4 separate regions of the Mus musculus genome follow, and regions 2, 3 and 4 are each linked to region 1. The links are chromatin loops, found by intact Hi-C in ENCODE. Cell type or tissue: left cerebral cortex. All regions are shown on one strand. Region 1 overlaps Ppfia2 (protein tyrosine phosphatase, receptor type, f polypeptide (PTPRF), interacting protein (liprin), alpha 2). Region 2 overlaps Ppfia2 (protein tyrosine phosphatase, receptor type, f polypeptide (PTPRF), interacting protein (liprin), alpha 2). Region 3 overlaps Ppfia2 (protein tyrosine phosphatase, receptor type, f polypeptide (PTPRF), interacting protein (liprin), alpha 2). Region 4 overlaps Ppfia2 (protein tyrosine phosphatase, receptor type, f polypeptide (PTPRF), interacting protein (liprin), alpha 2).

Evidence for each region. Peaks named below come from ENCODE experiments on the same cell type or tissue, not always from the same donor. Only the 100,000 strongest peaks of a DNase experiment are listed, where the experiment ranks them.
Region 2: a loop joins it to region 1, with 2.7 times the contacts of the local background. A loop is called at or near these places in 2 of 42 quality-filtered maps.
Region 3: it touches region 1 in a loop (5-fold over the local background); 3 of 42 quality-filtered maps call a loop at or near these places.
Region 4: a loop joins it to region 1, with 9 times the contacts of the local background. A loop is called at or near these places in 2 of 42 quality-filtered maps.

What each region holds. Positions count from the first base shown.
Region 1 is chr10:106,757,952-106,765,951 of GRCm38, forward strand. It overlaps Ppfia2 (protein tyrosine phosphatase, receptor type, f polypeptide (PTPRF), interacting protein (liprin), alpha 2), which reads left to right. Exons shown (of 32, transcript NM_001205341.1): 5 at 4,032-4,196. Among named protein-coding and RNA genes, the nearest start is that of 4930532I03Rik, 160 kb to the left of the region's middle. In left cerebral cortex, no CTCF peak of the experiment used is centred here; DNase peaks (open chromatin) are centred at 3,290 and 3,800; H3K27ac peaks cover 1,012 bases.
Region 2 is chr10:106,811,809-106,819,808 of GRCm38, forward strand. It overlaps Ppfia2 (protein tyrosine phosphatase, receptor type, f polypeptide (PTPRF), interacting protein (liprin), alpha 2), which reads left to right. Exons shown (of 32, transcript NM_001205341.1): 8 at 7,528-7,749. Among named protein-coding and RNA genes, the nearest start is that of 4930532I03Rik, 210 kb to the left of the region's middle. In left cerebral cortex, no CTCF peak of the experiment used is centred here; DNase peaks (open chromatin) are centred at 3,776 and 6,777; H3K27ac peaks cover 853 bases.
Region 3 is chr10:106,627,529-106,635,528 of GRCm38, forward strand. The region is part of intron 3 of Ppfia2 (protein tyrosine phosphatase, receptor type, f polypeptide (PTPRF), interacting protein (liprin), alpha 2); the gene reads left to right. Among named protein-coding and RNA genes, the nearest start is that of 4930532I03Rik, 29 kb to the left of the region's middle. In left cerebral cortex, no CTCF peak of the experiment used is centred here; DNase peaks (open chromatin) are centred at 4,849, 5,337, 5,637 and 6,505; H3K4me3 peaks cover 3,145 bases; H3K27ac peaks cover 3,060 bases.
Region 4 is chr10:106,834,478-106,842,477 of GRCm38, forward strand. It overlaps Ppfia2 (protein tyrosine phosphatase, receptor type, f polypeptide (PTPRF), interacting protein (liprin), alpha 2), which reads left to right. Exons shown (of 32, transcript NM_001205341.1): 11 at 1,219-1,302; 12 at 1,575-1,706; 13 at 2,804-2,866. Among named protein-coding and RNA genes, the nearest start is that of 4930532I03Rik, 240 kb to the left of the region's middle. In left cerebral cortex, no CTCF peak of the experiment used is centred here; a DNase peak (open chromatin) is centred at 4,179; H3K27ac peaks cover 1,402 bases.

The DNA of each region.
Region 1 (8,000 bases):
CTTGGTTGATGGTTTAGTCGCTGGGAGCTCTGGGGTGTCTGGTTGGTTAATATTATTGCTCTTCCTATGGGTATACAAACCCGTTCAGCTCTTTCAGTCCTTTGTCTAATTCCTCTAATGGGGTCCCCAAACTCAGTCCAATGGTTGGCTGTGAGCATTCGCCTCTGCATTTGTCAGGCTCTGGCAGAGCCTCTCAGGAGACAGCTATAACAGGTTCCTGTCAGAAAGCTCTTCTTGGCATCATCAGCATTAGTATCTGGTGTTGCCTCCTATTCCGACCAGCAGAAAAGAATGACAACACTATGTTCTTCTCAAAGCAGTTTATTCAGGAACCTTTCAATATCATGCATGAATCTCTCTCCAGAAATCAATCTCTCCAGAAAAAAACAACCTGCCCCCAATCGCAATCCCTTATATATCCTCTCAACCACGTCCCATCAGCCCAGTCCACGTAACAGCAGTCCATTGGCCAGAATCATTACTTGTCATATGGTCCGATCTTGCATCATGGTGCACCTGTGCAGTTCTCACGATGGATGGATGCGGCTTATTTTCAGGTGTATGAAGAAGTCAGGTGCAAGTCATAAGACTTGGCTGCAGTCCTGGGTGCCATCTTGAGACTGCTGCCACACCCACTCCTGACAATCTGGGTTTGGTGTCTGTATATGGGATGGATCCCCACGTGGGACAGTCTTTGGATGGCCTTTGCTTCAACTCTTATAATGACAACATTTTTATGGAGCTGGCTTATAGGTTCAGAGGTTCAGTCCATTATCATCAAGGAGAGAGCATGGCACCATCCAGGCAGAAAGTGGGATGGAGTAGCTGAGAGTTCAACCTCTTGTTCCAAAGGCAAAATGAAGAAGACTGCCTTCCAAAGAGCTAGGATGAGGGTCTTAAAGGCACGCCCACAATAACTCACTTGTTCTCACAAGACCACACCCACCTAAAGAAGGCCACACCTCCCAATAGTACCATTTCCTGGACCAAACATGTTCAAATCAACACAAACTGTATTTGGACTGAGTCAGGAGAGGATAATGAATCCTGAACCCACATGTCATCAGTGGATGTAAAGGCAGATGAAGGAATTCTGGAGGCTGACAGAACACAGAAGAATATGCAAAGGGGAATGGAAGATGGAGGGAATGCCAAGAGTGTGGGATTGAAATATCAAATCCCCTTTGTTAAGGACTTGAAAGTTAATTTAATTTTTGTGGTTGAGCATATAAATAGGCAAGCTAGAAATGTCATGTGATGCTTGGGACATATAACTACAATTATGAAAGAGTTACACTTTACTGATAATGGCAGTCTATAATAAAACCATTGTGTGTGAGTTAGAGAAATTAGATAGAGTAGAAATATAGATTGTTAGAATACATAAAATTTAGAAATTTACAGAAATTGAAAACATTAGAAAAATCATTTACATGAGTAATAAAATTTGAAGGTGGGTTTGTGTCCCTATCCCTCCACTTAGGGCCCTCTCTGACAACTAGAGGTGGTCTCTTCAGGTTCTATATCCCCACTGTTGGACATTTCCACTAAGGTCACCCACATTGAGTCCTGGGAACCTACCCCATCCTAGGTCTCTTGGACTTTCAAAAGATTCCCCCCACCCCCAACCTCCTCTCACAGCTGGATATTTTCATTCATCCCCTTGGCCCTCTGGGCTTCTCTTCTGTCTCTCCCTCCCATACCTGATCCTGTTCCCCTTTTCCCCTTTCCCTCCCTTCTTCCACAGAGGTCTGTCCCAACCTCTGCTTCCCATGATTATTTTCTTCTCCCTGAGCTCCCTGAGACTAAGCTACAATCCAAAGAGCATACAAGGGTTGGGGGAGGGAGGAATACCCAGGGGCCCTACCCTCTCAGAGGCAAAGGAGAGGAGGATGGGGCAGGGAGAGTACTCTGCGAAAGAGGACTGGGAGGATAGACTTTTTGGATGTAAATAAATAAAATAATTAATAATAAAATTTTTTTAAAAAGATAAAGATTATCAACAAGTATGGATGGAACAATCACTGGAAGAAATCAGAATGATCAGGAAACTGACTTAGCACATACTCAATTGATAGCCCTGGGAACTGATAATTACAAGAAAGTTTAACAGTCAACAGAACCTAACAACTTAGTTGTTAATGTGCTCTTAGTCACAGAAAACAGAATTCAGTATAGTTAGTGTATTAGTTATGAGTAAAGCTGACCAGCATATGTACGTGAAATCTAGTTTAAACTATGCCAAGTTTTCACGGTGCCCATGATAACTCTAGAAGACACAACAGGGAACAGAAAAGAAGCTCAACGTAGCCAGTTCAATCTTTATAAAACACATTAAGAGCCAAGCTGCCTTCAGCCATGTAACAAACCACTGAATGATACGTAATGTTGCATAAATACTTCTAACACATTGGTTCTCAACCTTCCTAATGCTGGAACCCTGTGACACAGTTCCTCACGTTTTAATGACCCCAACATTAGAATTATTTTCATTGCTAATTCATAGCTGGAATTTTGATAATGTTTTAGATCATAATATAAACACACGTAATTCCTGATTTTTTTTTAAGTTCTTCCATTTTATTTTTTTTCACTGTTTCCATTTATATTTTTTTTCCATTTTTTATTAGGTATTTAGCTCATTTACATTTCCAATGCTATACCAAAAGTCCCCCATATCCACCCACCCCCACTCCCCTGCCCACCCACTCCCCCTTTTTGGCCCTAGTGTTCCCCTGTACTGGGGCATATAAAGTTTGCAAGTCCAATGGGCCTCTCTTTCCAGTGATGGCCGACTAGGCCATCTTTTGATATATATGCAGCTAGAGTCAAGAGCTCCGGGGTACTGGTTAGTTCATAATGTTGTTCCACCTATAGAGTTGCAGATCCCTTTAGCTAAGTGACGCCTGTGTAAAGATCATTTGACCCCCCCCCCCAAATCTGTACAAATGAAAGACTTGAAGAAAGTGTGTGTTGCAAGAGGAGGATAGTTGACTAGTCAGCATTTCTCCCTTAAATAAACACAAGTGCATAACAATTTTAGTATATATTATTATTCACTTGAGAATTATTGTCAGACTATGTCAGGATGCTTAAGGTGTTTTGTTTGTTGGTTTGGTTTTGGTTTTGGTTTTGTTTTGGATCGTTTGCTTTATTTGCTTGATGGAGTTAAGTTGCCTCAGAGCAAGAGCCTTTTATGTATTTAGGTACCAGGTTTTGAAGCTCTGTGTGTTTGGGTAGCCGCCAACAGGAGGAAATACACACTGGGTAAAAAGTGAAGCCAGTGTCCCTGTGCCCACACGCCTCAGTGTCTAAGTTAAGCAGAGGCTGTGGGTGCACTGCACTCATTGAAGGCGTAGGCTAATCAGGGTGGTTATATGCATATGCATGCACATTTCAATCAGAGGATCTTCATGGAAAAACGAACCTTACTATTCATTTCCCCCCAAGTGTAAATGGGGGTTTGTAGATTCAGTTAATATTTGCGGGTTGTACATGGCATGGGGCCAGGATAGGATGAGAAGGTTATATCAGGTTAACATGATGGAACATGATTAAAGATTATCCTCCTACCACAGACAGCTGTTTTTAGAGTCCTCCTAAATCTCATCATCGCCCTGTTTTCTTGAGGAAAGTTCTTCAAACTGCAGATTCCATTTTCCCAACATAGAACACACACAAAAATACTACAATTTTCTGCCCTGTTTTTTTTTTTTTTTAACCACACATTTTTTTTTTCTAATTATATAGTCTGTCAAGATAGAAGGCTTTCTAGAGGGGTATGTGCAAGCATCCGTTTTGATCCATGGGTATGCAAAGAAGCCCTGGTTCTGAAGTGAAGCTGAGAATCAGTTTCCTCATTGGCTTTGCAGTGAGTTTCTGGCCTTTAGTTCTGAAAACTCAAGTGTATCCACATTAATTTTCTTAGCAATGCTACCAAAAAGGCCAAGCATTCTTACTGCCTGCAAAAAAAGCAAGTGCCTGCTTAAACTAACTGTTTAAATTAACTAACTTCCCTGTTGATCCCACAGCTGTTACTGGAACACTTGGAGTGCCTTGTGTCCCGACATGAACGGTCACTAAGAATGACGGTGGTCAAGCGGCAAGCCCAGTCTCCCTCTGGAGTGTCCAGTGAAGTGGAGGTTCTCAAGGCACTGAAATCTTTGTTTGAACACCACAAAGCCTTGGATGAAAAGGTATCGTACAGATACATGATTTCAGGCCAATCCGTGCTTGCATCATTAGCGGGAAACGCCTTAATTTCACACAATTAAACAAGTAACTAAGGTCAAAGGAACACTTTTGAGTTTAAAAAAAAAAACTACTTAAAATACTGTGGATTTTAATAATACATACCACTAAATGTATAACTTGTCATAATTAAACATTACTGCATTCTTAGACGCCCCCTCCCCCGTGTCCAGAGGCATAATCTAATAATTGTAAATTTAGAATCTAGTATGGTGTAATTGCATTCTCTCTCTCTTTCTCTCTCTCTCTCTCTCTCTCTCTCTCTCTCTCTCTCTCTCTCTCTCTCTCTCTCTCTCTCTCTAACACCTAACATCACTCCATCTCTCAGTCTCTTACATGCATGCCCTTAGCAGCCATAGTTCCCAAAATAGCATACCAGTAACAGAAAATCACATGGATTTTGAAGTGCAAATTGGGCACGCTTTGGCCTTTAGACATCTGTATTTAAACCCTTCTGCGTGGCGTTGTTGCTGCTAATATTTTAGTTGCGAATATATATGTTGACACTTATTAGACGGAAATCTCATTTTTCAGTCTTTACAAAAGGAGCTGTAAGCTTCTCTCAGCTGCTATTCAAGTAAGATCTGCTAGCAAATATATGGCAATCTGGAGGTAATATCCTTTAGGGATTAATTAAGGTTTATGACACAATTTCAATTTTCAAAGAAGTTCAAAGCAGTGCTTTTTAAAAATTAAAAAAATATTAGGATTTAGTATAGCAAGAACTAGGGCACTTCACTGTAAAATATATGACAGGCTCTGAGCATTAATATCCAAACTAGGGATTATTGTCGGTTTATATCTAGGTTTTGAGTATGTAGAATTGTTCCATTTAATATTTATATACTTATATATTATTATCATCAGTCTCCCAGATAGTTCTTAGGAGAGGGATATGTGAAATGTATGGACAAGGATAACATTATTTCTGTCTTCTAGATTATTAAGAAGAAATTGTATCCCATTTTTCATCTTGGTTATGAGAGGCAGAAAATCATGAAATTTTTGAAGGAAACAAAACTACATGTCATATAAATAGCCATGTTAAGTATAATATCAAATAATTATACATATTATTTATAATTTATTTAGTTCCATAAAATAAAATTCTGCAAGAATTTATAGGACATTTGCTTTGTGTCAGAATCTGAGACAGATTTTTTCATACCAAGTAAGACATTCTCTTTATGACTAAAGAGTTCTGAGTCCTAGACATTCACACATCAGTGAGAGGCAGTTACAAACACAAGTGAACAATGCCCCAAGGTGTGACAAAAGTACTGTCTGACTTCATTGGATTGGAAAAGCAGTTAAAAGTGAATCCCATATCTTAACTAAATATTAAAGAACAAGGAAAGGCAGTTATTTTGAATCCAGAGACAGATACCCTAACACACAGGATGGACACCTAAAGTGACCTGGATCAGAAAGAAAAAAATGTGATTTCCAGAGAAATCAACTATATTTAATGATTTAAATCAATATATTAGGGAGTATGTAATTGTTTTCAGGTTCGCTATAAGAACTCTGCCATCACTTAAGAGAGTGAGCGATTAACCAGAGTAGAAATTAACAAATAACTTTTAAGACAATGATCTGCTTGTGTGAGTAAATTTAAAAGAATCTAAAAAAAAAAAAACTATCACATAGACGCTCTATAAGTGAAATATAGCGTAATATAAATATTCTTTAATGCAATCTATGAACAGATACAGTGTTTATGAGCTGGCCTCGTGCGTCATAGATCTTGGCAAGGTTACAAGCCACTGAACTGATGGTTATGAGCAAATGCTGAGGTCCCCCTCTGGTACAGACAGATCTGTGCAAGTGGCTTAGCCTTACTAACGTCACACTCCTTCTCAGAGAGAAAGATAACCGCTGTATCTACCCTGAACTGCTGAAAGAGTCGTCTACAACTGCAGAGCTTTGAACCACTCCTTACAATAAGAAACACATCAGTTAAAGTTAATTAATAGTCCCATTGGCATCAGAAAATGTCAGTGTTTGTGGGGAGTTTGAAACTAAGGAGTTGAGTTCCCTCTTGGCCCAGAGACCAAATAATATTTAATTTGTTTATTTAGGTACTAATTCATTCCCAATTGCCTTCATAAACGGTTTATCTGGGAGTGAAACAGAGCATAAATACACAGGTGTATAAATAACTAATTAGCATTTTAACCTAAATACTATGGCTATAAAAGTAGAGAGAAAAAGATAAGAAAATGTAACTATACCTCAGGCAAGTAAACTTCAGACGTTAATATAGAAAATAAATAAAACATGAAAGATTGAGCATGGGCATTCACCTTTATAATGGCCAGCAGTTTTAAAGACTGATGTTCACTACTATATTCACTGATACAGACAGACTTTTCATGTATAACTAAAACCAACAGTCATTTTGGCATCTGCCTCTGTTGATCCTATATTATGGTAAATGTAACAGAAAACATACATAAACATACATACATATATATATATATATATATATATATATATATATATATATATATAATTATTTTTACATAGTCAAATGTCATAGAGTCAAATTGGACTTGGTGTTCTAGTGCAAAAATAATTTCTCTCATTTTTTTCTATTTTAGAGTCAGGAATTACTAAAATAAAACCTTGCAATTTGAAATATTCACTCTTTCCATCAGTCTCTTCATTGGGCGATGCATTTGTCATTATAAAGTGACTTGTTTTCTTTTAATCTTCAGTGATAGAATTAGTATCTCTTTCATATATGTGTTAAAAGTTTCACTAAGCAATTTTCATGCCATTTAAAAGAACAGAAGAAGTAACAGAAAAATTAGAAATAAAAATTTTTGATGAATACGAATTCAGATTGTCAGTCACCATGTGCCTGCATTCAGTACAAGTAAGAGAAATTTCATGATACTAGTGGTTCAGTCCTATCAAAAGAGATGAATTAGAGGCAGGAATAGTTGCCAACTACAAAGGTTTACTTCTTCTTTGGACAAAAATTAAACAATTGTTAATTTCCACAATTTATACAATCTACCTAAATATATAGGAACAAATAATCCGACAAAAACCAAGAGTGTTGAAAAAAGTATGATGTTCGGCTTGTCGGATGGTGGCAGAGCAAAGAACTGAACAGTTCTGTTGCATAATAATTTTTTTCCTGTGATACAATAAAAGCCAACCTGATAGAGTAAAATGATCAACTTCTTATCTCTGGAAAGGTTACGAATTTGTATTCTTTTCTTTTCCTTAGAAAGTTTAGTAAATAAAGTTAACAATTTATTCATAGAAATGTTGTCTAAGATGGAGAAGCAAAGTTATTAATTAATCATTATTGATTCATTCTTTGAAAGTGGCAGCAAAGATTTTGCATTCATAATATTAATTGAAACTCTATTCAAAACTATATTCAAAATTGTGCTTATTGTCATATAAAGATGTTTTTATATTCCTTTATTTGTAATTAAAATGCTTTCAAAAACTTATGAATTCATGAAGAAGTAATTCATTATTCATATTTCTTGATAGACTTCATGACTTTTATGCCTTGATATGTGTTACTTCTGGGAAAAGAAATCAGTAGCTTAGACTTTTTAATATATTCAAGCTAGCAGAAATAGTTAAAAAGATAATTTAATCTACAGTACTGCTTTTGTTCAGGCAACTTTTATTTGACACCAATTTAGTTGTTAATCAGAATTAACTGCGTGATGTTTTTATTGATACTCTTGAGGAAGACATAGACTTGATATCTATCTAAA
Region 2 (8,000 bases), 54 kb after region 1:
AAGTAACTAAGTTATGTCATTCACTTATATTTGTGGCTATCATGTAATGAGAACTTAAGGAATTTGAGCAACATAGAAATATTGTTTTGAACCCACACTTGGAGATAGAATCCTTACGACTATTTTCTGGGGAAGGCAGCTCATATAGCTATTGTAATCAGTATACAGTCTTATTTGATGACTTGGATGTAAATGGAAGCTCAAGATTTAGCATATTACATGAACCTTCATGATCTCTAGGAAGAAACAGTGGTGTTTGTAGGTCACTCCACTGCCTGTATCCTTCCAAAATCTCTACTTGTACTAATGCTTAGGATAGAATTTATTTATGTCATTCACTCATATTTGTGTTGGATTGTTGAATAGTATATTTAATATTTCATTCAAAAATATTCTTTATATTAATGCAATATTGATTTATGCTAAGTGTACATCAACCACCTACATTTTTATTCTTCTTCTTATTATTTTTATGCCTGTCAATATTTCCTGTCTGAATCTGTGTTATTTATTTTATAGCTCTAGATACCTTCATTTATACATTCTTTTGCTCACAGAGATAATTCTTCCTAGTCTAGAAAAGTCTGATGATTTATGGGAATGTCTGTGAATGTCATAATAACTTCTTGACAGTGTAATCGGCAATACATTGCTAACTATTAAATGCCAGAGTTACTTGTAAAAATGGGATGGAACTGTTTATTGGTTATTCTGTATGTGCTAGTAAATTTTAATAATATTTATGCCTCTATTACAAGAATTTATTTACTAGGTAGATCAATTTCAATCACCGACTCCTCTACTTTCATATTTCTATTTTCTTTTAGAAAGATCAGTAAATAGTAAGAAGTAAGAATAGTAAGAGAGAATGATAATCTATTTGAAATATAGTAAAGTAACAAACTAGCTTTTTTGTACATGTACATGTTGAGAATATTCTTATAACAGAAAATATATATTAACTCTTAAATGTATTAGTGTTAAGGAAAGACACCAACTATTCTTTCCCATCAGCAGTAAATAAATAGCTAATATTTAAATATATGAGTAATCTGAATTGAATGTGTTTTTTAAAAGAACCTTTATTTTAGGGGCCTGAGCTGCAATTTGGGGGATATAGTATTTAAGTCGCATCCCCTGGTTTCATCCATAGCATAGAATTTTAAATCAGCTTGTATATTTATAAACAGAGAAGTTTCACAAACACTTCAGGTAAAGGTAAATTGGCAGATCACTCCAGCAGATTTTCACATACTGCTCTAAATTTCACAGGTGTGTCCAAGCGATGCAATGCATTTCTGCTGCTTAATGAATTTAAAGGTTAACATTTTAAAAGAGTCTTATTTTAGTTGCCTGATTACTGTTTATATTTATTTAAAATTATCTCATCTTAAACCTAATAAAGCTTGCTGTATTAAACAAGATTTTAATGGACTTCAGGTGCACAGAATTGCAATAATAAATTTTTTTCTAATTATAAAATTACAACCATTTATATGAAATAAATACTCAAAATATGCACATAATTGAGATAGATCTATATTATTTATATACATATGTTTATGAACACACACATAACTGATCATATATATTCTATATACTTATATATCATATCTATATAACATACTGATTTTTATACACACCACACACACACACACACACACTGCAGTGCTACCTTAAGCCTGGAAGTTCTAGGAAGCTTAGAAGACAGTCATAACAAGCCATTTGGAGCATTTCTCCATGGTTTCTGCTTGAATTTCTCACTCCATGTTTCTGCCTTACTTGAGTTTCTGCCTTGACTTCTCTTGATTATTGAATATAACCTGGAAGTTCAAGATGATACAAACCCGTTCCTTCCCAAGTTTCTTTGTATCAGAGTGTTTTATCACAGTGATATGGAACAAAGACAATTATGTAAGTCTTAGCATGCCAAAGGTATTAAGGATTCCGTGATTTTAAATAGAATTTTCCCATTATAAAAGTAGGTTTGAATCATTTTACAGATTTGAAAAGTGTTTTTAAAAAGCAACTTTATTCATTTACAATACACATAAGGATTTTAACCAATCCTAAATCTGATAGGGGACTAATATCCAATATATACAAAGAACTCAAGAAGCTGGACTCCAGAAATTCAAATAACTCCATTAAAAATGGTGTACAGAGCTAAACAAAGAATTCTCAACTGAGGAATACCGAACGACTGAGAAGCACCTGAAAAAATGTTCAACATCCTTAATCATCAGGGAAATGCAAATCAAAGGAACCCTGAGATTCCACCTCACACCAGTCAGAATGGCTAAGATCAAAAATTCAGGTGACAGCAGATGCTGGCAAAGATGTGGAGAAAGAGGAACACTCCTCCATTGCTTGTGGAATTGCAAGCTTGTACAACCACTCTAGAAGTCAGTCTGGAGGTTCCTCAAAAAATTGGACATAATACTACCGGAAGATCCAGTACTCCCTCTCCTGGGCATAAACCCAGAAGATGTTCCAACTGGTAATAAGAACACATGCTCCACTATGTTCATAGCAGCCTTATTTATAATAGCCAGATGCTGGAAAGAACCCAGATGTCCCTCAACAAAGAAATGGATACAGAAAATGTGGTACATTTACACAGCTATTAAAAACAATGAATTTATGAAATTCTTGGGCAAATGGATGTATCTGGAGGATATCATCCTTAGTGAGGTAACCCAATTACAAAAGAAGTCATTAGATATGCACTCACTGATAAGTAGATATTAGCCCAGTAACTTAGAATACCCAAGATACAATTTGCAAAACAGAAGAAAATCAAGAAGAGGGAAGACCAACGGGTAGATATTTCATTCCTCCTTAGAACAGGGAACAAAATACCCATGAAAGGAGTTACAGAGACAAAGTTTGGAGCTAAGATGAAAGGAGGGACTATCCAGGAACAGTTCATAGAATAAGGTGTGCTTAGTCCCTCAGAGCCCTGGGCTGGGGGTGGGGTCTGTTTGGGGTCTGTTTGGTTGATACTGTTGTTCTTCCTATGGGGTTGCATACCCCTTCAGATCCTTCAGTCTTTTCTTTAAACCACTAACCAAAAAATTCCCATGGAGGGACCCATGGCTCCAGCCGTATATGTAGCAGAGGATGGGCTTGTTGGGCATCAGTGAGAGGAGAGGCCCTTGCTCCTGTGAAGGCTTGATGCCCAGTGTAGAGGACTTCGAGGGCGGGGAGGAGGGAGAGGGTGAGTGGGTGGGGGGGCACCCTCATAGAAGCAGGGAGACAGGGAGGGGATAGGGTGTTTCAGAGGGGGGACTGGGAAAGGGGGTAACATTTGAAATGTAAATAAAGAAAATAGCCAAATGAATGAATAAACAAACAAACAAACAAACAAAGGTAGGCAACTGTGACCTCTTGCATTATGCAAATATCTGAACAACGACTGAAAAGAGAACACTAAAGAGCAATTCAGAGATGAATTTCAGGGGAGGCTGGTACTGTTTGTTAGGTGTGTAGTAGCTATGATAGTTTTACAGGGTTTTAAATTTTTAAAAAAAGCATCTTGGAACTGAGAAAAATACAAACCTTTACCAACAAAAAGCACTGCTTTTAAAAAGGTATATGCATGTGTCACAAGAGTTGAAAGCTTTTTTTTTTTTTAATTGTTAAATTGTAGCTGTAGAGGCACAGAGACTTGTGAGGCAAATGTGTAACTCATGCCTCAGACGCAGATCCACTTAGGTAGCCAATGGGCAGGGAGAGCCTGGCAGTTGGGTTTTAAAAGGGGCTATTTTCTGGTTTTAGTGATGCTTCTTAGGAACAAAATTGCACATGGGAGGAGGATACATTTACATTTTTATTCAAATGCTTCTTAATTTATGGAGGGTTGGAACAAACTCATGCTGTTAAGGGAGTGTCTTAGGGGAACAAGCTGTGCTGCTTTGATCTTCCCAGACCTTCCTGTTTATGCTTGGTTAGGATCTTTCTCTTTCTGAAAATCATCTCCTCCTCTGCCGTCTCTGTTCTCTAGATGCAGAACTTGAACTTAGCATCTATGGGACAAAATTTCTCATTTCCTTGCTTTTCGTCCTTCCCATATTTCTTTTCTCCCCTTCATTTCTCCAATCTATCCATCCTTCCTACCGCTGTTTTTCTTCTTCCCTCCATTCCTTCCTTGCTTTGTCATTTATTCCCTTTGTCATTTCTTCCTTCTTCTTATCTCCCTTAGTTTCCTCTCTCCCCTATCTCTCCCTCCCTTTCTCTCTCTCCATTCTTTTCTTTCTACTCATAGGCCCACCCCTGCTTGTGTACTGTATTGATGACTGAATTCAGGTCCTTGTATATGCACTGTATGTGTTTTTCACCAAAGCCGATATCCCAATCATTCCATTAATTGAAAAATAGTTCCTGTATATTCTTTCCTGATAATTTAGTTATCAGGAAAGAATATCATGATAATTGCATTGCCCTGCCTGAATATCCAATTCACTTGAAAGTTTTAACTGCTACTCACATATGCAATCGATCACTAAAGCATGCTCCTTCCATCAAACTGAAACATTGCATTTTTGGATTAATGTATTCTTTTTCTAATGAGCCTTCCTTTCTCTCTGAATTTTCGTCCTATCACTCTCTTATACTTTGTTACCTTTGTTTGACTTTGCATACACATGAAATTCTGCATATAACCAAGATTATGTTGTTACCAATTTTCTGGTTCATCATATTTATAATCTCTTCCAAGTTCAATCATGGTACATAAAATGGAAAGGCTCTTCGTTGTAGAGTCAGTATTATATTAGCATATAACCACATTTTCTCTACTCATCTGATCAGTTAGGAAGCACTTTGATGTCATATGTTGAGTGTTATGAGTAATACTACATTGAATAACAAGGTAGAGATGGCATAGTAAAATTCTCCTTTGTATATTTAGTAATACACTGAACAGCGAGCTCACTAGATTACATGCAATTCTATTTTTTATTATATTGATACCTTATCACATTCCATAATGGCTGTATAACTTATATTCACTTAATGTAAATTCTTGCCAACATGTGCTGTCCTCTAACATTTGTATACCAGGCATTAGAATAATCATGAGATAATTTTTCATTGTGGTTTCATTTTGTACCTCCCTTGATGATTTCTAATGTTGGAACTATTTTCGTAAATCTGGTCATATATAACTTTTATTTTAAGAAATGTCTTTCTGGATTTTTTGAAGATTTCTCCATATATTTTTTTTAGTCTTTTGTTATTGAGTTCTCTGCTTTCTTTAAATATTTTCATATTTTTTAAAAGAAATTTTTGAAAAATAGATTTCCTACTTACTAGACAGCTTTCCCAAAAAGGAGAAATGACTGCTTCAACATATTTGACCTTTTTCAGCTTCCTCCACTGTGTATTGTACATATATAATGTTTAAGTTTTGATAATGCAGAAATCAGAATTTCAGAGGGATCATATAAGTTATGTTATTTCAACCAAAAATGTAAATTTTATTCGTATGAATGTCATGAAAACTAAAACCTGTAATTTTGGTGTCCCATTCATCACTCTATAAAAATACGTTGGGAGAAGAATGGAGTCCTGAGTAAAGAAGGAAATATGGGGAGGGCCTACTGTCATTCAAAGATCCTTGACAAGTCATATGGAAACCTACTACTATAGGTTTCTAGAATTTATAAGTATATGAAAGAATTTTAAATGCAGTCACTCTAGGATGGAAAAGACAACGCCTCAACTAGACATCTACAACCACCAAGAGCTAACAGTGCTAGTAATGGATTACATCTTGTTGAATAGTTGCCTGAAATTGTCCTAAGATTGCCTAAGCATCATCAGAGATGGTCAACACTTTTGCTTACCATTCACAGACTGATGATAAGGCCCTACTGCAGAAAATACGATGTAATTAGGTTATACAACATGAAATAAAGTTGGTGCCCAGCTTGAAACTTAACTTCTAGTGACTTGTTTTCATGGTTCTAGAATGTACTTTCACACTACAGGAGGAGAAAAATAATCATCAAATAATACCATGATAAAGATCCTGAAATCTACAACAAGAATCTGACTACAAGATATTCTGGTACAGTGATGGAACAGAAGTTATAGGAATAATCAGACAATATTTTATTGATTTAAGGCCCATTGTATGAGATGGAACCAAACCCAATATTGATAAAATGGTCAAGAACCTGAAGCTACATAAGTGATGGTCTCTAAGGAAAATGCTAATACTATTATTCTGCTAAAAATATCAATAAAGTGACTCCTAATGACATATTGCTATTTGAATAAATCATTTCACCACATAGCCCTTAGTAGAGAAACTTTGTTTTTATAGTAGATGCTAAAATGGACACCCACAACTGGACATTATATGCAAAGTGAAAGATTTTGATACATACAGACCGAAATGGGATTTCTTTATCAACTGGTCCCATTTTCAGTGCTGGGGAATCTATGTGGAAGAGGAGGGAGAACTATTGTGAGAACCAGAAGTGTTTAATGACTCAAAGGAAGAGACACCATCCATACATAACAGGACTGATGCACATATGAACTCATAGAGACTGTAATGTCACATATATGATGCCCAAATTTAAATTAGATAATCTCAGTCCTGTGAAGGTGAATTGGAAACAAAGTTCCATCCTTAAACAAGAAGCTCCTTGTAATCGACACCTTCTGGGAATTGGAAAATCAATATTCTCCAATGGAGTGACATTAAGTATTCCAACCACCCTCTAACGTGGGCCCTGTGCCTAGGAGAAGTTGGCCAGCATAAGGAAATCAGGATCACATGTTTTCAAGCGTTGGGTAGGTTTGGGGTGGGAGGATCTGGGAATATTTTGGGGAAGCAAAAGAACATGATCCAGATAAACTGTTTAAAGTGTATGAAATATTTTATTTCAAACGCAAAGTGAAATAAAGTCTGTGAAACTCAAAAGAATTTGGATCAGAAGTGAAAACATTACATACTTTATATCCCTATCTATTAATTAAATCAATGTGCTATATGTCTCACATATATTTGTGGTCTGTCTTAAATCACGTATAATATAGATTTCTCATATATACTTTATAAAATTATCGTGCAAATGCATCTATCACCCTAATTAAAAAACTACTGGTTTGCTTTCATATTTTAAAAATATCTATTTTCTGTGTGTGTGTGTGCGTGTGCGTGTGTGTGTGTGTGTGTGTGTGTGTGTGTGTGTGTGCACGTGCAGGTTCTTGTGCAGTCCAGAGGGAGGCAAAAGATCCCCTGGAATTAGGGTTACATGGGGCTATAAGCAGAACACTTTTCAGGTCCTCTATCTGAGCAGAACTGCTCAGCCACCTATCTGGCTCCTCCATGCCATTTTTCTTTATCTATTAATATCAGTACTCCCCAATTCATAGTTTCTCACCAACACTAGTTTGTTTCAGAATTCTTATTTCTCATTGTGAAGACATTTTTGTTTTCATTTTACCTCTCATCCTTTGGGTTATGAATAAAGAAGATCCTAAGTGCCATGCTTTTGTCTCTTCCTGCAGCGTCTATCCAATGGCTCCATAGATTCGACAGATGACACCAGCCAAATCGTCGAGCTGCAAGAATTGCTTGAGAAGCAAAACTATGAAATGGCCCAAATGAAAGAACGCTTAACAGCTCTCTCTTCCCGGGTGGGAGAGGTGGAACAAGAAGCAGAGACAGCAAGAAAGGACCTCATTAAAACAGAAGAAATGAACACAAAATATCAAAGGGACATCCGAGAGGTAGGTAGCTCATAGCAGTTTGTCTTTGCTTCTTAAATGGCTTCCTAAATGTTGCTCTGAGAAGCTCTACCCATGCACTTCCCTAATGGCCAATAGTCTTTTCTTCTTGAAGACCATAATTAGGGTTGTTATTTTAGTTATATACCTGTTCAGGAAGACAGAAATGGTTTACTTATCGGTTCTTTAGATACGTATGAATGGAGAGCTTTGGAATCAAGGCTCAGCTATTATAAAGTCTTTCTGAAGATGTA
Region 3 (8,000 bases), 130 kb before region 1:
CACAGGCTTTGTTATATATGTTCTTTTATTTACAAGTAAATGTCTTAATGATCTTACGATAGATTGAAAATAATCAAAGAATTAAGTTTTTTAGTATTCTAAAATAACCTTGAAAAGGTGTTTCTCAAGCTAAGGAATGATGTCAAAACATATTCACCACAACTGTGAAAATATAACTCTAAAATTCAAATCTTTTTACCAGACAAGAATGGTTTGATTATTCTTGATTGTGGAGAAATATAATACTGGCAAGATAAAAGTTTTTTCCTAATTTCACTTGGGAATTTATGCACAAGCCTACATCCAATGCCTTGAAATTCTATCAGCTGTATTTCTTGGTTCAATGCCTTTTGAAGGTTAATCTTGCCCTTTGGGGAGCTGACATCCACCTGCATTTTCTGGGACCACTCTGATGCAGACTTCTTTTGAGATACTTTTTGAACCAAATCACTTAGAATCCTGCAGGTTGCAACATTGATCAGTACTTGAAACAGTGCACTGCAATTCTTTTCTTAGTTATTGTCTATTGTCATTTACTATTGGCCCAACCAAATATAAAATAGGATCATACTGCATATATTACAATCATTCTTCAGAGCTTGGGGACAAGATCAGTCAATGAATAAATACCCTTGCTTATTAGCCATTGATATATGCAGAAGCAAATCTATGATGTTGAGGGAAAGTGAATAGAGAGCAAGGACTATAGTCTTCTAATTAGGTTAGTCAAAAATTCATATATGTTATTAATATACTACAGAGATCATATTGGCATGTACACATGATTGAAGCATAAACAGCTTAATGAAAGTACTCTCATGTCCTCACATGATTTACCTCCACAAATTCAGTTCTAACCATTCATGTTATATGGATTTCCTCATGGGCAGAATTTCGTTAGACTTAATGCAATTTTCATAAAGAATTTACAAATATCTTCTCTTTCTAAATGTTTCAAAAGTTCTCTAAACAGTGGCATAATTTTGTTTTTGATGTGAGTAGGAAAGACACAACTCAAGCCTGCTAATGTTATCTTTTGTTAATATCTGTTCTATTCATTTTTTGTCATATATATATATATATATATATATATATATATATATATATATTCCATATTTAATCCCCCCTACCATTCTGACTGTTCCACATCACATACCTCTTCCCCAACCCATGTCTCCACATGGATGCCCCCACCCTCCACCTCACCTGACCTCTAAACTCCCTGGGGCCTCTAGTTTCTTGAGGGTTAGGTGCATCATCTCTGATGTGAATACAGACCTGGCAGTCCTCTACTGTATGTGTATTGGAGGCCTCATATCAGCTGGTGTATGCTTTCTATTTGGTGGGCCAGTGTTTGAGAGATCTCGGGGGTCCAGATTAATTGGGACTGCTGGTCCTCCTATAGGATCAGCCTTCTCAGCTTCTTTCAGCCTTCCCTAATTCAACAACAGGGGTCAGCTGCTTCTGACCATTGGTCAGAGGCAAATATCTGCATCTGACTCTTTCAGCTGCATGTTGGGTATTTCAGAGGGCAGTCATGATAGGTCCCTTTTTGTGAGCGCTCCATAGCCTCAGAAATAGTGTCAGGCCTTGGGACTTCCCCTTGAGCTAGACCCTAACTTGGGCCTCTCCCTGGACCTTCTTTTCCTTAGGCTTCTCTCCATTTCCATCCCTGCAGTTCTTTCAGACAGGAACAACTTTGGGTCTGAGCTGTGACTGTAGGATGGCAACCCCATCTCTCACTTGATGTCCTGTCTTCCTGCTGGAGGTGGGCTCTGTAAGTTCCCTCTCCCTACTGTCTGGAATTCCATCTAAGTTCCCTTCTTTGAGAGACTCTCTCACTTCCCAGGTCTCTGGTGCATTCTGGAGGGTCCCATGAGCTTCCTATCTCCCTAGGTCGCCTTTTTCCCTCCTTTATGCTGGCACTCAGTGCTTCAGTCCTCTATTCTTATAATTCATAGTTCCTTTCCTTTCAAGTATGGATTACCGATATGATGGCTAACAAAAGACACTATACAACTAATTATACTCTATCATTAACGATTTTGCAAAAAAAAAAAATCAAAATTATTGTTTATGAATGTATGAATGAAAAATCAACTATGATGTTTAGATTTTTTGAATAGTACTAGAGAATAATTCTAGAACTTCAATTAGCCATGAAGCTGCAGGCTTGAGCTTTAGAAGTGAATTCTTCTCATGGATTTATGCTAAACACAAAGTGATTGATTAGGGAATTGAAGGGAATTAAAGAGTTAAAAAAGGGTATGAAAATATTAACTTTTAACGGTTTTAACTTTCTTTCATTTGCTCTTGTAAAAATAGATCATGCCTACTAAATTGCAGTGATGTTTCTACTTCATATGCTCAATTTATTTTTAGAATATCATAACAGATTAATTTGTAAAAATGAATACATCCATTGTTAAGTTAAATGTCAGCTGACTATTGTTTATGATGGACAAGTCCTACTTAGCTTTTAAAACTAGGATAAATTTAAGAGAATAAAGTGGCTGAAAACCATATCTTCGGACATAGTGTTTGACCTAAATCTCAGAGCAGTATTGAAACTCCTCAGGGATTCTAGGTCCAGAACTATCATGGCTCTTTAGGCCTGACTGAAGGATGAGCAGTGTGGGGAAATTGTATGTATGTGGTGGGCTAACTTTAATTCTCAATGCTTGCTTTAAGGAGCACACAGGCTAAGTAGATGTATTTTTCATTTTTTAACGAGTCAACCTCTCCCTGTTCAGTGATCTAATTCGTACAATGCTATGATTTTCACAGTGATGGTGGGCCAAATCTTGGCCATGGCCTCAGCAACTTCTGTGAATGTAGCTCGTTACATCAGCTTGACCACATCCAGAGTAGAAGACCACTTTCCCTACCGCTATCAGGCAGAGAACACAACTGTCTTGTTTCCAAATATGTTTTCAGAATAATGAGATAATACGATTAACATTATGTAGAAAGAGCAACTCTAAATGTGAGCTCTCTGTTGGGTCTGTTCATCACAGACAGTAAGACTATAAAATCAATTTATAATTTAAACCCATTTAAGAGAATCCCGTGAGGTAAGAAATAAGAGGGGGGTATATTAACTGAAAAAAAGGGATATTATGAGTACTTCAATAATTATTGAAATTATGCTCTTAAAAATTACTTGTAATAATGCAAGAATACTTAGCAAGTTACTGGTAGTAGAGAAAAATATTTAGAATTTCATTTAAGTTAAAAAAAAAATCTAAACCAAGCCAAAACTGAAATATCAGGGGCAAGCGTGTTAAAAGGAAACAAAATCCAAACTGGTGAGGAGATAATGTAAGCAGAAGAGGGGGTAGGGGTGATATTAAATACCAAGTAACATTGCAAAGGAGCAGATACACAGAACAGTTAATACAAATACAAATAGATGATTAAAATCAATGAAGGATAGGTAAACCTTTTCTGACATTTCTACATGTGTATGTGTAAACATTTGTATGTTTACAGTGTGTGTGTGTGTGTGTGTGTGTGTGTGTGTGTGTGTGTGTGTCTGTCTGTCTGTCTGTCTGTCTGTCTGTCTCTGCATGGGGAGGCCTGAGATTGATATTGAGAATCATTGTGTTGAGGTAGAGATCACCAATACAACCTAGAGCTCCCCAGTATGCATTCTCTGGTCAGCTAGCTTGCTCTGGAGATCCTGTCTCTGGGATTAGCAGCTTGCTGCTATGCCACCTCACATTTGCCTTAAACATGGAGCAGTCTACCCACTTCTGGCAAACCTCCTTCAGTGGATTCCTTTTAACATGGGTAGGTACCTTCCGAGACAAAACCCGAGGCCCCCAATTTGCTTCCCAAGTGTTGTAAGTGTACGCAAATAATAATTTGAAACTGCTATATTAGCCCAGAATAGCCTGAACTCATGGCAATGTGCTTGCCTCAGCCTCCCAATCTAGTATTAATATTATGTGTGTGCCTGGTCGTAGCAGGCTGTGATCCTTCCCCACTTCACCTTTCATCACCCGCCTCTTCCTAGGTGCTTCCTAGACCTTGATGATGTCTCACTGTTTGAACTTCGATATTTCTGCTAAGACAGTCTTCTGGGTCATCCCTTTCATTCCTGACATCTCCACCCTTTGAACCATGTGTAAATGGAACATTTATTTTTACCTCAAGAACTTGCCAAGTCATCCATCTGATCTTTTATACAGAGTGAATAATTGTTTAAGGACATAGAAAAATAAGCACGTTTAACAAACTACTTCAATGCTTATAAACACTTAATGAATCCCCCATTAAAGTTCCTCTGTATATAAATACATTTATTAGTGGCTTTATATAAGAAATGGGTTTTATTAAAAATGTGTGACATTTTAAGTGTTTTAGTATTATTTTTGAGCTAAGTTAGAACTGACTGAATAATTAGCATGCTGCACTTGTGATTTTTTTTTTTATACTCCAGAGAGGAGACATGATTTAAATTTTATTAGTAAATATTCCTGATATTACAGAGATTTGAAGGGTTGTAGATCTTACTTCCCAGTGTTGTAGTTAGTTATATTTTGATCTATATGAAAGAATTCTCACCTTATGAAGGCTTTACAAAAAAAAAAAAATCGACACCATTAGAAAGACTGAAAGTAGACAGAGAGATTGAGGATTAAAAAAAAGAAAAAAAAAAAAAAAAAACAACAACCAAAAACTAGAGTGATAAAACCAGGCTTTGGTTACTAAACACAGCTTTAACAGTGTGTGAAGCAAGCTCCACGTTCGTCAGAAGAGGTCCTCTGAATAACACTGTGCATGCATCCCTGAAATGAAACTGTATGTTATTGGTTAACCAGGATATTTAGCATAATCACTCTGCTAGACTGTGGTGGAGGGGGGTGATTATCACCGAGAACAGATGGGCAGGTCCACTGCACTGCCAGATCCTGCACGGGCTCCGTTTATCCCTGGTTCTTGCTTCTTTCCTTCTGTGTTTTTAATTTCTTTTTTTCTTTCCTTTTTTTTTTTTTTTTTTTTTTTTTTTTTGTTTAAAAAAAAAAAAACACTCCACGTTATAAAGAGCTAGCTGCATGAAAGGTCAGTAGCTGGTGCCCTTAGAGCTTAGATTGCAAACGGAGAAGAAAGCTTCTAAAAGCTATTCCTGTGTATCCAGGAAGGATGGGGCAGATTTCGTTTTACTCTGTAGTCTCCCTCAATGCATGCACGGATTTATCTGCACGTTAAGCTCTCGGCTCGGCGTCTGTAGCTCCTGTGGATTATACTGTCTCTGTGATCAGAAATGATTTTCTCGGATATGAACACCGTCTCTGGCTCCCCTAAAGTCCATCTTCCTAATGGGACCCGGTTTTACACTTTTCAAGTAAGTGTGCTTTAAATGGCTTCACGACGGAGGAAGTCAATATATGGTCAAATTTTAATAAAGAGGAAATAATGAAAGGAAAAGTAGGCAGTGTGGAAGTAAGAAGTGGGTGTACCTAGTGGGTAATGTGCAAGCAATTAGTCTGTTTTTAAACGTAGAGAATGAATGGCGGTAGCCTTCTCTGTGAATTCCAGATAAATTATAATGAATGATTTATTTCACGGGCATTTTAAAATACTCTTTTATAATGTCGTGGAAGGTATGGAGATGTGTCGTGCCTGCTGTGTGTTTTTATGGCTGCAACTGAGTGAATTCTGTGCAGCTATGTCTCTCATGTATCACAGAGTAGAATTTAAAGGCATTCATAGAAGTTTACAAACTAAGTCCTCTGCGAAGAACAAAATCTGCTCTTTCGCGTACACAGCAAAAGATAATGCCTGTTATCTAATTTTGTTAACTGTGCAAAAACAACTACGATTACAGGAGACTTAGCCATCTTGTCTACTATGCTTTTCAATTTGAGGTAAAGTAGAAACTAATTAGGATAGATTTTTCTCTGTTATCAGAGTCAAAATGATTTATGTGAATTACAAAGGTGTTGCCTGTTAAATGTGTCTCAAACGCCTGGGGATACACCAGTTCTCGATGTAGAAAAGGCTTAATTCTAAACCAAGTCAGATTTTACCTCCTTTAAAAGCTCAAATGTGTGTATCTTTCAAGTACCAAGGCTGACTTTATAATTCGGTGTTATGGTTTCTGAGACAATGGGCTTCTTCGCACCGCAAGGTTTGTGTTGTGGAGCTAATAAATGCCTTTCATCATTTTTGATTGAAAAACTATCATTTTCGCTGTGTATGATGTTCTGAAATAGGTGCAAATGGACAGAGGGAAAATATGGAAAGCGTATTCAGAATGTTAGAAGGGAGCCTCTGTGTAAGTGAATACTGGATTTCTAGAAGTTTCTTTTGCAAACTCTAATGTCTGAATACATTTGTTCTCTTGCTTGCTCTTCCCTCTATACGTTTATTTGTTTAATCTTGTCACCTCTCCTGCTTTACACTGATGTCTGCTGATAGCGCGTGTCTGTTCTGTGTTGTTCCGGAATATATTCTCTTCTCAGAGCCAATCTGCTTAGTGTGGCAGTGATTCAAAATGCCACTGCCCTAAGGCTCTGCACGGAAGCAGTACTTTTTTTTTTCCTTCCCTGTACACTGAGATATAAACACTCTTTACAATACCCTGAAGCCAACTGTGTGGGCAGCTTGGGACATTAGGTGCTCTACCCCAGTGTTTCAAAGTTTAAGGATCAGCGATTTCCACATGCTCGGTCATGACACAGGCTTTTTGCAATCCCTTCAGTGGAGGTCTTGCTGACACCTTCCTCAGCAGGTGATTTTTCTCTGAAAAATGCAGAGGAATAATTTCTAACCACTGTTGCGCTGACGTGATAATATACTCACTAAAAACTCTTAGTGTTCCGACAGTGCATAAGCTTTACTAAATACAAACTCATTTTTTCAGTGATCTCAATTCCATAAAACAGTATTTGATCTTGGAGTATGCAGTTAACACAAGGGGTTAAGTTTGGGCGATTATGTTTTTGATGGTATTACTTAGGAATTTTGTTGTAGACAAGACAATACCGAAAGCATGACATAAAGACTTTGTAGTTGAATCCTTATTTTTACCTTAAAATGAAGAAGTAAGCTATTATTCTTACTTGTGTGACTTAACCTTATTATTATTATTATTATTATTATTATTATTAAATCTTTTTTAACAGTCCAGTCACTAGCCCCCTCGCAGTCTGCCCTCTGACTGTTCCTCATCCCATTCCTCCTCCCCCATCTCCAAGAGGATGTCCACCCCACCACCACCCCATTCGACTTAATCTATTTTCAAGACAGTATGTTTACTTTGGCCTAAATGGTGCAAAAAGAAAAATCAAACTAAATGCTGTAAAAAGAACACCACCATATATCAAAAAAGTATCTTATGCAAAGATTAAAGTTTTAAAATGTAACTATTGTTGAAGTGGTGTCTTATGCATCTGAAAGGAACCGTCTGCAAGGAGTTTGAAATTACAGAGCTGACGTTCTTAAAATTATGCTATCACAGAAGAAACACATGCAAGGACACTAGACACACAGGCATGAAGGACACGGGACTTTAGTTCCATCACTTCATTAAGAATATAAACCATTCTTACCATTTTCTGAAGATTATGTTGTCAAATTTTATGATTAGCACCTAGAATAATTGTATTGAATAATTTTAAAGGTAAGAGGGCAAATGGCCAATGAGAAGTCGGGAGTGCACACTAGCAAAGAAGAGTTTATTTCCATTGCATTTTAATTTAGTAAAATATATCCATTACTTTTACATATATACACGCAAATACATTTTGTCCAGAATATCTGACACAAATTAAATTAATTTTTATATGTGTGAATTCTCACTTCTATGTTGCCATGAATATACTGGTGTCTACATATTTCTGTTCAGAGGATCCTGGAGTCAGTGGGATCCCAGTACACAGTTTATAAATTATATTTACTGAGGCAAAACTGAAGCTCTAGGGTATAGATCCTTGTAATGCTCATGGATGGTCAAACATTTAAGACAAATGATACTGGCAAGCTGTTGCAGT
Region 4 (8,000 bases), 77 kb after region 1:
TATGACATTATCATTGCATAATAAGTAGAGAAGTTTTAATATTTTCATTTATTTGTTTTTTTTAAATTACACTTAAGGATGGGATCATTGTATCCTAGAGCAATGCACATTGTGTACAGCAGTCATCTTTTATATGCAGCTCTGTTGCAGATGAAACTCAATTCAATTTGAATTAAAGAATATTCATAATAATATATACCGTTGGCTTAGTGCTATCTCTAATTTCTACATACCAGGTCTTCTATAATCCTGATACAAATATGGCACTCCTGAGTCATAAGGAAATGCAGTTGAGATGTAATATTTGCATCAGGTTTCTTTTCCTAAGTACATGATAAAACAAAACTAAGATGTTCTTAAGTATCTATCAGAGATATTCTAGTGTTTGGTTTCTCATAATTCCAGTTATTACATGTCATTTCTAGAGTTGCTTTAACTCACCCGGTAAAAGTCCATTACTGCCAGCTGTCACTAACCCTTCATACCTCAGGTTCACAGCTTTTGATGTGAGCATATCATTGTCTTCCATTTATAACCATCAACTGCATTATCTTCACCAGATACCAGAATAGTGTATTAAAGTATTGAATTTGCCGTCACTTTTATTTTAAGCATTCTGTACTATGTTCTGTTTGGTGTCAGTGTCTTTAGTTCTGATTTTTTTCAATTTTGTCCTTCTCCTTTTCCTTGACTTGTTAGTCTGATCCAACCTCTTCTACCTCATCTGATGATTATCAATATGTTATGGAAGCTAAACTACAGGAAATGATCTCCATACGTAGGAAGGTAGTCCTAGTGGACTTTACTTTCTATTGCTGAATAGAATCCATCTAAGTTTTTTTTCTTTTCATTTCTATAAAAGATTATGTTACTTTTATTTATTGATAATCGACCATCTGTGCAGTTCAGTGCTTCAGGAGCTTAAGATTGGACAATGGCAGGTTTGTGTTCAAGCCATGCACACTCTGCATGTTACATTTGGCTGACTCCATTGCTCATAAATAAGTCCAGTGTTCTGCTGATGCTTGGATGGAACAGGCCCTTGTTAGCTGACACATTTCAAGCGATGCTGTTCAGCTGCCTGTTTAAAGAAAGTTTATGTTTGGAAACTAAGTTTGCAGTTGGCAGTAGCTTGCTTTACATTTTATTTCAGTTTGTTTGGATGGGAGGCATTAACTCATTTTACATTTTGGGTCCAATCTTTGTATTCCTTAACAGGCTGAAGAGAGGCATGGAAATATTGAAGAACGTATGAGACACCTCGAGGGCCAACTTGAAGAGAAGAATCAAGAACTTCAAAGAGTATGCATGAAGCTTTCCCATCTATCATTAGTGTTTTTAAATTTACAGACTGCATATAAGAGGAAAACATCCCCTGCTAGAAGCTGTGCTGACATCATTTGCCTATGATCTAGGCATTTGAAAGAAAATAGTTTCTACAACTTTAACCAAAAACATGCATAAAATTACATTCAGCATAAAACCCACAAAACTATAAAATTAAGCTTGAAGAGCAATGAGTTTTATTTTACTGTGCCGAATATATATTTTTTTCTCTTTTCCTTAACTATAAGGCTAGACAAAGGGAGAAAATGAATGAAGAGCATAATAAGAGATTATCGGATACGGTGGACAGGCTTCTGACAGAATCCAATGAGCGCCTGCAACTACACCTGAAGGAAAGGATGGCTGCTTTGGAAGAGAAGGTACAGTCTCACACAGGAAGAGCATCACATGGATGCTTTGCTCTATTGTCTAGGTTGTAACTGCTCCTAGCCAGCTGTACTCATTGTTTGCATCAGGCAATCAACCTGCTTTCCTTAGCCTAAAAGATCCTCAATACAGTCTTAGTGAGTTACTAACTTCAACAAAATGCTATAACATCATTTATTGAACAAATTATCAGATGGCACATAATAAATACTACATATTAGTATGTTTATAAGAAACACATGTATGAAAACATGCCAGAATACATGATGAAATTTTCACCTATCTTCTCATTGTTTGTTAAATATAGAGGAGGACATAAATAAATATTGAGTGTGTGTTTATTTGAAATTATTGTGTGCTTAATCTGCCTAATAACCACCAACACTGCAAGCCAAGGCATGAGAGGCTATGTCAGGTAGAAGAGTAATATTGTAATAGATAGAGGCTTTTAAGCCCTCTATTTGTAACTGCATTGTTTCAAGAAATGTGCTTAAGTTCAGCCTGAAAATTGATGCAAAAATCATGCTTGTCATGTTAATAACTAGAAACTATCACAATAATCAGAATTGTTAGAGATGGTGACCAAACTCAAAATAAGACAGAGACATAAACACTAAAACCTCAGAAGCACAAATTATTTCAGAAACCTAAACAGAATTTCACTCACTCTGTTCTTGAGGCATTTTCCATGTTCATATAGTCAAGCAAAATGTTTTAACACAATGTTAGCCAACTTTGATTTTTTTGACACATTAGGAAGTCGAAGCATACTATGAATAGTTGGGTAATAATTGAATAGATTAATTCTTGTCTACAATAAAGTCTGTGAAGAATCAGAGTAATAGCTCATAGGGTAATATGTATGTTGTCTGTCTATTCAAGTGTAGCAAAGTAGCATTTCTTGTTTAAATAATTTATTTTGCAAAAGGTTCACTATTACTTTTAAAAACTTCAATAGAACTTGGTTTCCATAGAAACCAGGAAATATATTTATCAGGGAAGGAATCATAAAGGTTTTGAGTGTTAGAGTATTCATGTACATATTTAAATATTTTCAGCATATTGTTTCTTTCTTTTATCTTTTCCATAGAATGTTTTGATTCAAGAATCAGAAAACTTCAGAAAAAATCTTGAAGAGTCCTTACATGATAAGGTATCATGGAAACACATATTTTTATTCACATTCATGAATATATTATAAAATAAATGCAATAGAAACAGTTTTGTGTTGGATTTTAAATCAGTTTTCACTCATTTTAGCATAGTTTATATTTATGTAGATACTGAAAAGCTTTTGTCATTGAACACATTGCAAACCAGTACTCTGAAAACAATCCATGTTAGCTTAAAATCACTATCAATATCTTGTTTTGGATCATATTTATTACTATATATTCACTACAGTTTGTGAAGTTATGGAAGTTATTTCTGAAAAAAAAATACTGTTATATTTAGTTGGGTTACTAAGTATTTTCTAGCATATTCCTACTTCTGGAGTAATTTAAAATTGGAAGAAGAAGGACATATTAGGAGCACTGATTTAGAATGGCAGAAGTCAAAGGCCACATGAGCCATGGGTAGTAACAATCAGAGTATTCTGATGATATAAAGAAACTTCAGGGATATGTCATGTGACTCAAGAAATGGGCAATTGTATATCATCCACAGACCTTGCAAGCACAGAATACATATCATGCTTAGATGATCTTGTTAGTTTGGAGGGTGTTTTTCACATGTGTGATACTTTGAAAATGAGCAGGAGCTTGGTGAGGACAAGCCATTCGCTTTATAAAAGTTGTGGTAATATGCTGACCAAGCACAAGTTGTGAAATCTCTAAAGTGGTGATAGTAATATGAAGTTTTTACTTCATTCGCCTAGTTCGTTAAGTTTTCATTTAAAATGCTAGCTTAGTGTATATCCTCTAGTTGTGTATTAGAAACACGGCAAAAGGAATAGAAGGGAAGGGGGAAGGTAAATGAAGAAAAGAAAGGAGAGTAAGAAAGAAGTAGAAAGGATGGAAAGGAGAAGGAGAAAGCAAAGAATTAAAGATCTGGCACCAGAACAGTAATACAGAAGGCGACCGAAAATGAGACAGGAAAAGTAAACTTAATATTTTTCTAGAATGCTATATATTGTGACAATAATTAAAAAAAAAAAAAATAACTATGTGGTTCCACAGCCTGATGCCCATACTCTTCTGATATACACCATTGTTGCAGGTGTTGATAAAAGATTGGTTCAATTTATTACTGAATGGTTAATAGAGATTGCACAGAAGGGTCAATATTTTAGTAGGCTCTTAGACCCATTTAGTGAGCAGCTACTGGTCCAGGTAGAAGCTAGACCTACGAAATAGCATTGAGGAATCAAAGATGGATGACTAGATGAATCATCAGAATTTTGCTGGAAGTATCACATGTTTTGTGAACTAGTTCTGACCATATTGTGAATTTTGGCCTTGATCCTGTTATGCAGTGTTAAGTTATTTAAAATTCTGTGTGCTTCTGGCAAGATCCTCAAAACCTACTCCCCAGCACCTACACAATCCTACAGCTACAGAAATCTACCCAAGCTACCAACATTGCAAATCATCTTAAGCAATATGTCCTTGCTAATGTCAATCTCCAAAAAGTGTATTCCTAGGCCAAACTTCATTTTGGGGTTATTATATCATATTATATCATATCACATCCACTGATATTAGAACATCTATACTTATTCCAATGTCCACTAAAATTACTATGACCACAAACCACTATGAACAATATGTTCTGCATGTCTTCCCTGTCTTTTATTTTATAACATGTATCTTTGAAATTTAAGGTATTTACACTTATTTCTGAAGCAATTTTTACTCAGTTCCTGGCAGGCTTATTTAATCTAGCGGATCTCAACACCACTATGGAGTACTTTCTAACTTTGACCCCTACTATTTTTCCAAGAGGAAGATCTTGCATTTCAGGGCCAACTCATGTTTTCATCTGGACACTTAAAAATTCTGATTTAGTATGTTGATTTTTTTCCAGTGTTACCTACCTAGCCCATATCACATACAGCAAACACTACTGCCACTTAGCCTGTCCATTACCATTCTGAGTAAATCACATATATCCTTCCCCACAATTAAACATGAATAACGTTGACTAACATACATTAATGATGAAATTAGGTAAACAAACAAGAAATTATTTAAGGAACTTATTTATTTGGCTATATATCTGTTTCAGAGTGATATGCCAGCAAAAGAGTAAGCAATAGCTAACTCTTGTGTTTATATTTTTTTCTGTAGAACCTAATCATCAAATTCTGTTAGTTCTATCATCAAAACATAGCAAAAGTCTATGCATTTTCTCCAGTGAAGATTCATGTCTATCTCATAACTCTGCTGATATTATTTTGGAGAACTCCACATGTATTTATCACCTGCCTTCCAGTTCTATGCAAGCCTTTATTCAGAGCCATTGTGGTCACCGAGCTATAATGCTACTCTGCCCAGATCTTCCCGCTTTGCTCCCCTTTCCTACTCCTAGTAAGAAAGCCATAGACTTTTAAAGTACTTTAGAGTCTTTTGGAACTATGCTTTTCTTTCTTTCAGGGGTAATTTTACTAACTCCACATCCTAGCTGTGTTTTGCCATGATGTCTCTAAGTGACAACCCCGAGGATGGGTCCTGTCTCACCAAATATACTTCCATCTGTAAAGTTTTTTTCTTGATAGGTTATTACATTTTATTCAGGACTTCTATGCAATGTCATGTTATGCATCATCCTTGCACAGTTGCTCTATTTTCTACCAACAATATAACTTACTCAGGAATTTTATTTATTGGTTGTCTTTTCTACTAATGTACATTAAGGAAATACATGTATTGTATGCATTGTACACTAGGTACACAGAAGAGAAGCTCAATGAATAGGTTTTTATCTGAAAATAATAAAATTATTACTGTATTTATTATCAGTAATAAACTTATTAATTATCATTATTAAACAAGAAATCGTTTAAGAAAATTACTTGACTATCCACATGTTTCAAAGTGATATACTAGCATAAAAATGTGTGCTAGAGGTACTTAACCTGAGTAATAATTTACAAAAATGTCAAAGAAACATCGAGTAAATAGGATTTTTGTAGTCCTGAAAATATAAAGAACATATAAGAGAAATGTCACAAATGCTGCATTGCCACTGTGCTAGCTGGTTTTCTATTGCTGGGAAGAGACATCATGCCCAAGGAAGCTTACTGAAGGCAGAGTTTGTTAGATTTTACAGTCCCAGAATTTGAGTTTATGATCATCATGGCAGACTACACAGAATCTAGGACAAGCATGCTATTAGAGGCATAGCTGAGATTTTAAATCTGATCCATACATGGGAAGAGGAAAAACAACTAACTGGAATATTGTGGGCTTTTGATACTACAAAGCAAACTCCCAAAGACATACTTCTTCCAAAAAAGCCATACTTCTAACTTTTCCCAAAGAGTTTTACAAACTGGAGCCCAAGCATGCCAACATATGAGTCTGTGGGGGAGATTCTCATTAAAAACAGTCTCACTGTGTTGAGAAATGAAATATAAACTTTAAAAGCCTGTTATTAGATTATTGGCAGCCTTTCTTTCATTGTGGGTCTATCAATCATAAATGTACCTTACTTATTCACTTATTTACATCTCAATAAACTTTAAATTTAAGACTATAGGCTTCCTTTTTATAATAAATTTCTGCTTCTTTCAGTTGTTTTACTTTTATTTATTTATTAATTATTTACTTACTTATTCACTTTACAACCAACTTATTGCCACCCCTCCAAGTGACCTTGCCCCACAATCCTTTGGCCCTCCCCCCACTGCTTCTTCTCTGAGCAGGTGCCCCCTGCTCCAGTATTCCCCACCAGAGTACATTAAGTCTCTGAGGCTAGGCACATCCTCTCCCACTGAGGCCAGACAAAGCAGCCCAGCTAGAAGAACATATCCCACATACAGGCAACATCTTTTGGGATAGCCACATGTACCAGTTTTTCCACTCCCACATGAAGACCAGCTGAACATCTGCTACATACATGTGGAGAGCCCTTGATCCAGCCTGTGTATGTTCTTTCCCTGATGGTTCAGACTCTGAGATCTCCAAGGGTTCAGGTCCATTGACTCTATGAGTCTTCCTGTGGAATTCCTATCTTCTTCAGGGCCCTCATTCCTTCCTCCAACTTTCCATAAGAGTTCCCAAGCTCCATCCAATGTTTGTCTGTGAGTCTCTTCAGATGTAGTCTGTGTCAGTTGCTTGGTGGAGCCTCTCAGAGGACAGCCATGCTAGACTCATGTCTACAAGCATAAAAAAGCATCATCAATAGTAATTGGGGAATTGGTGCTGGCCCATGGGATGGGTCTCAAGTTGGGCACGTTATTGGTTGGCCATTCCCTTAGTCTCTGCTCTATCCCCAAGCCCTAAATTTCTTGTAGACAAAATAAAAAAGTTTTCTTTGCAGGTTCTTGTCCCTATTGCTCCATTAGAATTTCTGCCTGGATATAGGAGATGGCCTCTTAACATTCACTGTACCCAATACTGTGAGTCACAGCTAAGAATCACTCCCATTGATTCTTGGGTGCCCTTCTTATCCTGGGTCCTTGTCTTGCCCATTTTATTTTACTGATGTGTCCTTCAATCCTGATGGAAAAAAATGAAATCCTTCACTGTATTGATTAGAGTTGTCAAGAGGAACAGAACTGATAAAATAAGAGGATGTATTAGAATAGCTTACAGTCTGTGGTCCAACTATTCCAACAACGGCTCCTTTACAATGGAAGGTACAAAAATCCAGTGGTTGTTCGGTCACAAGGCTCAAAGTCTCAGCTTGTCTCCAGTACACACTGGAATCCTGAAGAAATAGGCTCCTATGGCAGTGAGAGAGACTTGCCAGGGACAGAGAGAAAGCCTGCAAGGAGCAATCAAGCTTACCTCACCCTCGACTTTTATGTAGGCTGCCGTGAGGAGAGATGGCCCAGATCAAAAATGTATCTTCCTAGCTCAAAAATTCTGGATTAAAAGTGGGTCTTCTCACTTCCAATAAATTAATTAAAAAACCAACTTCCTCACAGGTGAAAACAACACTTGGATTTCAAGATAATTCCATGTGTAACCAAGTTCACAAACAAAACAGTAACCATCACGTTCAGTTAATTCATACAGATGTGTTGTTTAATTTAAAACTCGGTGTGATTTGTCCTTTGTATTTGAAGTGACATATCTATAAGTATTCAGGATCTTAATAATCTCACTAATTTGCAAATG